Regions from separate parts of the Mus musculus genome. Here region 1 is linked to region 2. A link is a loop called in an ENCODE intact Hi-C map of the cell type or tissue named here. Cell type or tissue: heart. All regions are shown on one strand.

Region 1 (5,000 bases), 100 kb after region 2:
CTCACCTGTTCACTAATGTTTTATGCACTTTTATGTATGTACTGTATTTCCAATTTTTTTTAAAAAAAGATTATTTTGAGATAACTTACTGTTGTTTCCTATTTTGTTTTGAGATTCACACTTCCTATAAAATTTGGCTCCTGTATCACACCAGGAGATGCAATGATGAATCAGGACGACTGGGTACCTCAGCGTGGCAATACACTCAGCAGAGGTTTTTCTCTGCTCCCATTTGCATTGTCTGCCAGTTCCCCCACGCCTACCAGTGCAAACTTATGAAAGGCTGGCTTCTACTACCATCAAGGCTACTACTGCCCTGAGCTACCTTAGCTCACGGTGCACTTTGGTCTACAAATATCTATTAAGTGACTACTACAAAGAATGCCTGATAGTGTAACATTTTAAGTTGCCCAGGACCTGGAAGAAAGCAAACACTTACTAAAGAAGATAATCAAAATGTGTATTGACTGAGGATGGGGCTCAGTTTGGTTCGATGCTTATCTAGCAGGCATAAAGCCTCCGGTTTCCCTCTCCAGCACTGAATAATACTGGAAATGGTGGCACATGCTTATAATCCCAGCAATTCAGAGGTTAGAGGCAGGAGGATCTGAAGTTTAAGGTCATCCGAGGCTACACAGAGAGTTCGAAGCCAGCCTGGAATACACGAGACCTTGTCTCAAAATAAATAAGAGGGAAAAGAAAGGTGGGTATGATGAGTGATAGTATGTGTTCGCTTTGGGAAAGAGGAAGTGTGGTGAAGAGCGATGGGAGGGGTGCAGGCTGAGACTGACAAAGGCAGGAGAGATCTGGAGAGAGCTGGATAAATCCATAATTGGGGTTAGGGAGTGGTAGCAGGAGGCGGGATGGCTGAGATTTTGCATCTTGGTGACTAGGTTAATGGTGGCGGAAACCATCTTCTACGGGAGCGTTGGGAAGGCCTGGGGCACAGAAACGGAGTATTATAACGTCTCCTCAAAGATATTAGACTCAACTGAATACACAGGGCCCCTGGATTGTAATTGAAGTTAAGTAGACTTGAAAAATGAGGTTTTAGGAAGTCAACCTGTCAATCTAATTTTTTATCTTTTAAAGATATCTATCTTATAAAGGGCTGGGCACGTGTGGTTCACACCCCGTAGCAGGGAGACAAGAAGAGGGATCAAGAGACTGATATCAGCTTTAGCTGCTACAGTAAAAAACAAACAAGGAGGAAAAGGGGCCAGAGATTAAGTGTCCCGGGCCTGATGCTTGAACCTGCATAGTGCTTAGTAGCAGTAAGAACCAAGAACTCTGGGTTCATCAGACTAGCAGAGTGGCCAAGAGCTCCTGGCTGGCTGGAAGCCAAGCCCCAAACTGAAAACAATATCTACTTGAAGACTGACAGGGTTAAGCTCTCAGTGTCAGGCACACAGCACTGGATAAGCATCTGCTATGGGGTAAAGGGAAAGGGATTTTTTTTAAACCTAGTCCTCGATGACCTTGGGGAGAACAATTTCCCCCGAACAAAAACTGCAAATTGTAAACCACAAGCGCAAAGTACGGCGGCGGCGGCAGTCACTAAAGAGGATGAGTTTTATACAAGAAACGCAAAACAGGAGTGAGTGGAAGAAAAGATGACTTGGGAGCTCGGAGCTGAGAGAAAACGCTCATGGGCAGCTTCAGGGACAGGAGGGAGTTCAGTAGGCAATCGCCGGGTCTCTGAAACTATTGTTCAGTGGGAGTGGGACTTTTGTGCCTTGCTGCCAGCCGGACCGCTCCCACCCCGAGTTCCAGTTAGTCCCCAAAGGCGCTCCTCTGAATCCGGTAAGTTTGAATCAGCGAGGGCTGATAAGAAAGAAAGGCCCACTTCACACCACAAGACACCTAGGCGATAAATGACAGGAGTTGCCACTCCGTCTCCAGAACGACCTGTTCCACAGCCGTGGACTCATCCTCCCTCCCTGGCCCGCAGCAGTCACCGGGACGGGATGCTGTTCCCGGAGCCAAAGAGACAGCGCCCTGAGTTCCCTCGGGCAGGCGGGACGCACCCAGAAGCAGGAAGAAGGGATAGCTGGTTTGTGAAGAGGAGTCTGGGAAGCCAGGACCCGGAGCCGAGAAAGTGACCTCCGCGGTCCAAGGTCGAGCAAGACCTTCCCTCCTTGAGTCTCAACCGCAGCAGCTCAGCACCCCATGCCCCGGAGGGCCCCGATCTTCCCTAGGGGTACAGGGCTCCAGGGCTCCGGGAGGCACAGGTGAGCGCGGCGCGCCCGACCAGCGAGCAGCACCGCCAGGAGGGAGGCCCTGCCCGGCCCCACGCCGCTTCCTTTCCCGTGCGACCCCCAGGGGCTCGACCCCTTCGGCTCGCGCGTCCTTCCCCCGCAGCCCTCCGCGCCACCCCCGAAAGCCTCGCCCAGTCTGCTGGGGCCCGCAGCCCCGCACTCACCGCGCCGAGGGGCGAGCAGCGCGCGCGGGAGCCGAGGGCGGCGGCGGGCAGTGCGAGCGCAGCTCTCACAGCGGCCCCTGCTGCCGGGGCTGCGGACCAGGCTGCGAGGGGCGGAGGCGGTAGGGTGGCACCTGCCGGCTCTCCCAGCCCCGCGCGTCACCCGGGACCGCCCCCCGGCCCGCCTGCCCGTCGCCGCCAGGTGACGCCGAGGGGTGGGGTGTCATGCCAGCCTCTCCCGCTGCCGCCCTCGCCGCGGGTAGAGCCTGGCCCCGAGCAACCCAGGGTGCAGTAGGGGGCCGGTTCCCGTCCGCTCTACTGGTGCCCTTTCTTTCTGAGAGTGAATACCAACATCTGGATTCATCCGCATGCTTAACCAAAATACTATGGGAATTGTCGTCCTGCTTGACTCTAATGGATTACAGGACCGGTCGAGGGAGGGCGCGGCTGGAGGGAAGAAGGGATGAAGGAGAAATAGGTCTCTAAAATGGAGACCAGACCAGTAAAGATGCCCAAGCCAGATTTTGGCAGCTCGATCCCTTTTAATTATTAAGAATGAATTGTTGAAAAATAGGAGGCGCGGGGAGGCTTTTAGTGCAATGAAGAACAGACTGTATGCAACTTTTTTTTATGGTGATCAGAACAAGGAACAGAGTCTAGCAAACTCCCGTCTCCTTCACTGATTGATGGATTGGAATTGCTGAACTGGATGAATGTAGGCCTGTGCTTGTGCACTGGACTTTTTTTTTTTTTTAATGAGCTAGTCCTGTGTTTAGTTATGATCATAATAAACACTGTAACGATTTCTAAATCAAGCACAGGAAGGCAAAATGTAAGTCTAGAGGTATCTGCTTCTATAGCAAAACCTAAAACTAGAATTGATCTTTCAACTAGAACATCCCCTATCCTCCATCCCCCTCCTACACTCCCGAGAGTTTGCCTTCCCTGTGCGGACTGCCTCACCACATGGGCTCTGCTTGCTCTAGAGTTCCTAGCCTAGAATCAGGGTAAGAAGTCTCTTGACAAGTAGAGACCTTGCATAGGGAAAGCAAAAACAAGCAAGCAAGACAGCCTTCCATGACCCAACCCTAGAACATTGAAAATAAGGTTTCAGTGTCTACCTAAAACTCTGGGCACTCCCACTGAATAGTCAAGGAGACAGCAACTCCCAAAGGACAGAAGTTCAAATGCAAATTAAGACGCTGAAGATATCTTCTACTGGAGATGTAACTTGGTGGTAGAGGGCTTGCCCGGCTTGTGCAAGTTCCTGAGCTCAGTGCTTTACATCAATCAAAAAACAAACTAATGAATCCTTGTTTATGCTCTTCTTTCATGTTACAAATAAGTTGTTTGGTAGATTTGGAAACGCCTTAAAAATTAGAGACAATTGTCACATGCCTGTCACTGTTTCTGTCTGTATAAAATTTCAAACATGCAAGAGCCTAATTAGATTCATTTAATTAGATTTAAGACCTATTTAATGCTGTTACCCCCACCCCACCCCACCCCACCCCAGGATCTAAAGATCCAGCAGACAACCAAAACAAACTAAAAATGTTCTGTCTTTTCAGGGAGGGAACTTTCAGTCTAACCAGAGCTTACAATAAAGTTAATACATAACCAGGTCAGGAAAAAAAAAATGTGTTCAGGTCCTGACAAGCACCACGGGAAGGGGAAGGGCATGGGGATTTTTGAGGGGGGATGGGAGGGGGAAGCTTCATTGTTGAAGGCCTCTGTGAAAGGAGCCTTTTGCATCTCGTGTTTTTGAGATTCACTATGCAGCAGAGGCTGGGAATAAAACTTCTGATAGTAACCCAGGCTATCCTCAAACATATATCCCTCCTGTCCCCTTCTCCCCAGTGCTGAAATGGCAGGCTAAGAGGAAGTCTGTGTGTATCGGGTAAGAAGCACTCTAGGCAACAGGAACAGTAGCTAAGCTGAAGGCATGGGCACAGAGACAGCAAGGAGGCCACATTTCCCAGAGGACCTAGGAGGTTGTGGGAGCTGAACTGGAACAGGGAGGGCAACATCGAAGTCTCAAAGGAGCAGTTCTGAAGAGTGGCACCTTCTGGTCGCTCAGTTTTCTTTTCTTTTCTTTTTCTTTTTTTCTCTTTCCTTCCTTTTTTCTTTTTTCTTTTTTTTTTTTCTTCCTCCTTTTCTTTCTGCTTTTCTCTTTTTGGGGGCAAGGTCTGGCTATGAAATCTAGGCTGCCCTCAAACTTTCAAATCTTCCTGCCTCAGCCTCCTAAGTGCTGGGATGATAGGCCTTTGTTCCAGCCTGGCATTTTAAAGTAAGTGTTCTAACAATGTTACTGAGAGTGGTATAGAGGATGGGGAGGAATGGCCGAGACATAGCAAGGAGACAGTTAAGAGGCTCTTACACAGTCCAGATAAGATAAAGCAGAGGCAAGGAGGAGCTGGTTGAAGTGAAAAGGCCAGGCTTTAAAATACATTCTGGCATTCAGAGGCAGAGGCTGGTGGGTTCAAGGCCAGCCTGGTTTACAGAGGGAGTTCCAGGTCAGCCACACCCTGTCTCATCTCCCAACCTCCAATACATCTTGACGACAAGGGCCAACCCGATT
Region 2 (5,000 bases):
TGGGGGCTTCAACCATTATCATCATGATAGGGAGCGAGCAGGCACTGGAGAAACAGCTAAAAGTTAAATCCTGATACACAGACTAAGACAGAGACTCTTGGCTTAGCATGGGCTTTCAAACCTCAAAACGGAACCCCAGTGACACACTTCCTCCAACAAGGCCACACCTCCCCATCCTTGTAATCTTTTCAAACAGTTCCACTCCCTGGGAACAGAGGCATTTAAATATATGAGCCTATGAGGGCCAATCTTATTCAAACCAACCATACTGGGGTTCTTGCAACATTTCCTTTCCAGATAAGGGAGGACTGCCATTATAGTTTGCAAAAGTCATTAAAACAGAACAACCCCTATCTTCCCTCAAGTCAGAACTAACAGTAGCCATGACCCCAAGTAGTTTACACGGTAGAGCCCCTTCTGAGGATGCAATTATGAATACACCATTTCTGAGACTCTCTTTATCTTGTCGCCGTTCATACCTCTTAGAAATGAGCCCTAAAGAAAACCTACATCCACTATTCATTTCACCCTCTCTTAAAATAAATGGGACCATTCTGGGGGTTCTGTGGATTACACAACGAGGTCTCCTAGCCTCTTCACAGGCACCTTAGCCATGTGGCTTTTACCACCTCTCCATGCTAAAACGTAGAAAAGGGGCCTTCAAGGTGGCTCAGTGGGTAAAGATCCTTGCCACACAAGGCTGGCAACCTGAAAATGCTTTCTTTTTAATAAAAATGAATGTCTAGATTATAGACTCAGCCATTTCATTTGCTTTGGCCAATGATGTGTGAACAAAATGTCATGATACCATGAGCCCACTTTATGAAGAATCTGAGCAAACCTGTCAAAACTTGGTTCAACCAACACTGAAGACCAGGGTACCACGTGACACCACCCAGTGCCAGTCAAATCACCAGATAGTGACACATGAATGATTTCCATTGGAAGAACCGCTGACATGAGTCCAGCCCAGACCAATGACCCTATGCAAATATGTGTTGTTTTCAGCCAAATGAAACAAGACCACAGACCCTAAAATCTTAGGGGAAACTTTACATGTGCCATGTGATCTTTTGTGTGAAGATTCATAATCTTTATTTGATTCTCCACGCGTCCCATAAGTCTAATAAAACAAAGGTCTAGCAGCCTGAAACCTAACTTCCCATCTGTAGAAGGTGGCTTGACTCCGCAGAACACAGACTACCTGGCTCTGGAAAGAAAGAAAACTACATCTCTAGCATATGAGTCTAAAACATGAGTTTGGATATTCATCCCCACCTTTTCCAGAGTAGAGAGCAGGTGAGACTTTATTGCAAGGCAATGCAGCTATGAGTCTTCACAGACAAAACTCAAAGTCCTCTAAAACCTTCTGTCTATTCCATTGTCCTAATCCGTTTGAGGGAGAAGTCAGTAAAAGTACTTCCTCCTAGAAATAAGTTTCTGAGTGGCAAAACTTGTTTCCACAAGAAAGACCCTTACCCTGGTGCATCAGCAAAGCTTTTAGATCACCTATCAGAGCTGATCCGCTACTTGAAGTAGGTGCTGACAACTGAAACTCCGGGGGCAGGAACCTTAGAGGGGCAATCCACCTCCGTGCAGTGCACCGTTACAAAGAACACTTGTCAAGTGTCAACAGTGTCACTCAGGAAGGAGTCACGCCCTGCCTGGAGCACCGCAGTCCGCAAGAGCTACCCCCATAGGTGGTCCTATGGCTCCACCCACGGTCGATCTTGCCCTGGAAGCTAGAGTAGGTCCCTAGGACAAAGGGGAACGCGATCGCCTGAGGTTCGGTTCCCCGTTAAGGCTGAAGGCGCCGTCCAAAGCCGAGCATCCAACTACCGGCGGCAGAAGTAGTTCATGCCACCTTGGTAGGGCTGACTCCGGGCCTCGTCTGCCCGCTGTGGGACAGAGTGTGCAGCAGCGACCGGAGCAGGCACACGACCACCAGCACCGGCAACCCCCGAGCGACTGCACACTGCCCGAGTCTTGGCGGTGACAGCGGCGCGGGGTCGGCTCGGCCCCACTCTCACTCACCAGCCTGGTGGCCCGGTACGGCCCGGGTCCCACTACGCGGTGCTCCATTGCCAACGCGCAGCAGTCGCGGGGCAACGCCGGCGGGGACTCCAGACGGAGCTCGCCGCGCCGCAGTTTGAATCACAAGCCCGGAGCTTCGGGGCGCTGATTGGACGTTGCGAGGGCACGTGACAGGAACTGTGTGGTGGGCGGGGCTGTTTGTGTCCTGGATTTCACTACCCGGGGTTGCGCCTCCAGCACCTAGGAGGAAAGAACACTTTCTCCTCGCCAATGGGCGCTCGGATGCTTGCGGACATGACTGATCGCGCCGCGTACCGCCGGCACACAGTGGATGGCGCTGCCCAAAACCTACCGGGACTGTCCCTGCCGCGAGTCCACTCGGAACACCAGCTCTGCAGCCTCGGAGCCCAGTGAGCCAAACCTAGCTGGAACCCGATAGATAATTCCTGTCAGCACCCAGGGCAGAGAATCCGGAGGTTAGCAAAGAGGAAGAAGTGGGTGGTGAAAGGAAGCGAGTTGACTTGACAGCTGTCCAAGGGGAAGGACATTTCTAAAGCAGATAAAGGCAACCTGCCATAAGGAGTGTAGAAAGAGCGATAAGGAGAGGCATGGTCAGCGTCTGCTGTGTTCCCTTGATAAATAAAGTACAGTAATCTTTCTCCTCCTTGAACTTAGGTTTTGTATTTAGGAATCTGACAGAAATTGTCAGTCCTTTGTGGGGTTGATGAATTCGTCTTCTCTGCACTGAATCACCTACACATCTCCTGCCCGTGGGAATTGCTGGTCCAACTTGCAACTGTTGAAAGAGACAAATGACTTCACTTTATACTATATGCCTTTAGCTCGGTGACAATGAATCTATGTCTGGACTCCTCCGTGAAGACTGCTGAACAACTCCACCTTGATCATAGAAGGTGATAGGCAATAGACATATTAGACAGTGATTAATTCAATAGCTAGTGATTAATTCAGACCCTCAAAACTGGTGAAAGTCCTGAGAATAAATAGGGCTGAGCATGGGACACTGGTATGAACACCCGTAAGATGCTGTCTTCCGAACATAATATGGTTGACCTGGCTGTTCATTCATGAATTCACAGCAAGACCTACACACGATGGAGCCTGTCAATCAATATTCTAGCATACCAGGGCAGGAAGGGCGTATGAGCCAGTAGTGAGGAGATTATTGGAAATGAATGGCTGCTGAGAGATGCCATCTATTTTCTTCCAGTAAAGAGCCTAACACCCATGCTCATGTTTGGAACCCTAATTAAACTCAGTGAGTCACTGTCTTAATCAGGGTTTCTATTCCTGCACAAACATCATGACCAAGAAGCAAGTTGGGGAGGAAAAGGTTTATTCAGCTTACACTTCCATACTGCTGTTCATCACCAGGGAAGTCAGGACTGGAACTCAAGCAGGTCAGAAAACAGGAGCTGATGCAGAGGCCATGGAGGGATGTTCTTTACTGGCTTGCTTCCCCTGGCTTGCTCAGCCTGCTCTCTTATAGAACCAAGACTACAAGCCCAGAGATGATCCCACCCACAAGGGACCCCTTGATCACTAATTGAGAGAGTGCCTTACAAATGTATCTCATGGAGGCATTTCCTCAACTGAAGCTCCTTTCTCTGTGATAACTCCAGCCTGTGTCAAGTTGACACAAAACTAGCCAGTACAGTCACTAAAAGAAAAGAAACCAAGATCACAAACTAAAGCCTGGATATGCTCAGTTCCGATTTTTGAGGGCCTGAGGTGAGACAGCTCTGGTAGTAAAGGCACTTTCTGCTAAGGCCAATGAGTTTGATCCTAAGAGGCTACATGGTGGAAGGAGAGAACTGACTGCCAGGAGTTATGCTCTGACCTTCACAAGTGTGCTGTATCATGCTCAGACACAAACACACATACATAATAAAATAAACCAATCCAGATTCAAAACAGAGATTGCTGAACAAAGACTGAAACCCCCCATCTCATCCTACCCTGTCCAGGTGTATATTTAGTCTTGTTATGAAAGACAAAAACAAACAAGCAAAAAAACAAAACCTGATTGGTCTTATATATGCTGAATATATATTACTTTTGTAAATTTAAAAAGAGGTAACTTTACTTCTTTATACCTCCAAATGTTGTGGAATGGTCCTGCTTGTCTATGATGAGAGTTGCCAAAGTATGCCTATATACTTTAATATAAGAGGCAGATGGAAAAGAAATTCTAGTCTTGTCCACCATGATGGTAAAGCTGGAATCCTGCAACAAAGTTTGCCCATCCTTAAATTATGCAGCTTTCGACTTCCATGGAAATCACAAACAGAAATTTGCTACATCTAGACTTCAACAACAACCAGTGTACTAACAAGCCGAGTAACTTGAAACTCAGTATTTAATTCCCCTCTGCTCACAGGCAAAATGGAAATCTTGATGGTTGTCTTGCCGAGTTGATACAAGGACTTGAAATGATATATTCAGGTACTCAAGTGGTGCCCAGTATAGAAAAGATGGACCTCGGGGACTTGAGAGATGGCTCAGCAGCTAACAGCCCACACTGCCTTTGCAGAATACCAGAGTCCATAGCTCAGCACCCACATCAGGCAGCTCCCAATGTCTTGTAACTCAAGAAGATCCACTGCCTATTCTGGCCTCCACAGGCAACTACATTCACATGCACGTACCCACACACAGGCATACACACACCCGCACATAATTAAAAATAAAATATTTGTAAAAGAAGCTACCTTTGAAAACAAAATCACACTAGCTTCTTCAGCATTTTCCCAAGTCCTCTATGAGCCACAGATGATAATTTCCATTAACGTAAAAGGATCAAAGATCCACATATCAGAAGCCACAAGGGCAGCCTTTGTAGATGTCCTGTAAAGGGGACTGCTGGCCATCTATCAGGCCTTTGGGATCACACACAAAAAACAGTTCAACAATTCCTACCCTCTCCATCCCCCTAAATCCAGTGC

Evidence for each region. A loop is a pair of places that touch in the nucleus more often than their neighbours do. Peaks named below come from ENCODE experiments on the same cell type or tissue, not always from the same donor. Only the 100,000 strongest peaks of a DNase experiment are listed, where the experiment ranks them.
Region 1: a loop joins it to region 2, with 6 times the contacts of the local background. A loop is called at or near these places in 23 of 42 quality-filtered maps.

What each region holds. Positions count from the first base shown.
Region 1 is chr13:108,211,923-108,216,922 of GRCm38, reverse strand. Elovl7 (ELOVL family member 7, elongation of long chain fatty acids (yeast)) reads right to left here and starts at 2,519. Exons shown (of 8, transcript NM_029001.5): 1 at 2,423-2,519. In heart, a CTCF peak has its summit at 2,510; a DNase peak (open chromatin) is centred at 2,602; H3K4me3 peaks cover 1,858 bases; H3K27ac peaks cover 747 bases; H3K27me3 peaks cover 4,382 bases.
Region 2 is chr13:108,313,504-108,318,503 of GRCm38, reverse strand. Depdc1b (DEP domain containing 1B) reads right to left here and starts at 2,167. Exons shown (of 11, transcript NM_178683.4): 1 at 2,035-2,167. The coding sequence starts at 2,082. In heart, a CTCF peak has its summit at 2,305; DNase peaks (open chromatin) are centred at 1,693 and 2,213; H3K4me3 peaks cover 1,940 bases; H3K27ac peaks cover 1,198 bases; H3K27me3 peaks cover 2,478 bases.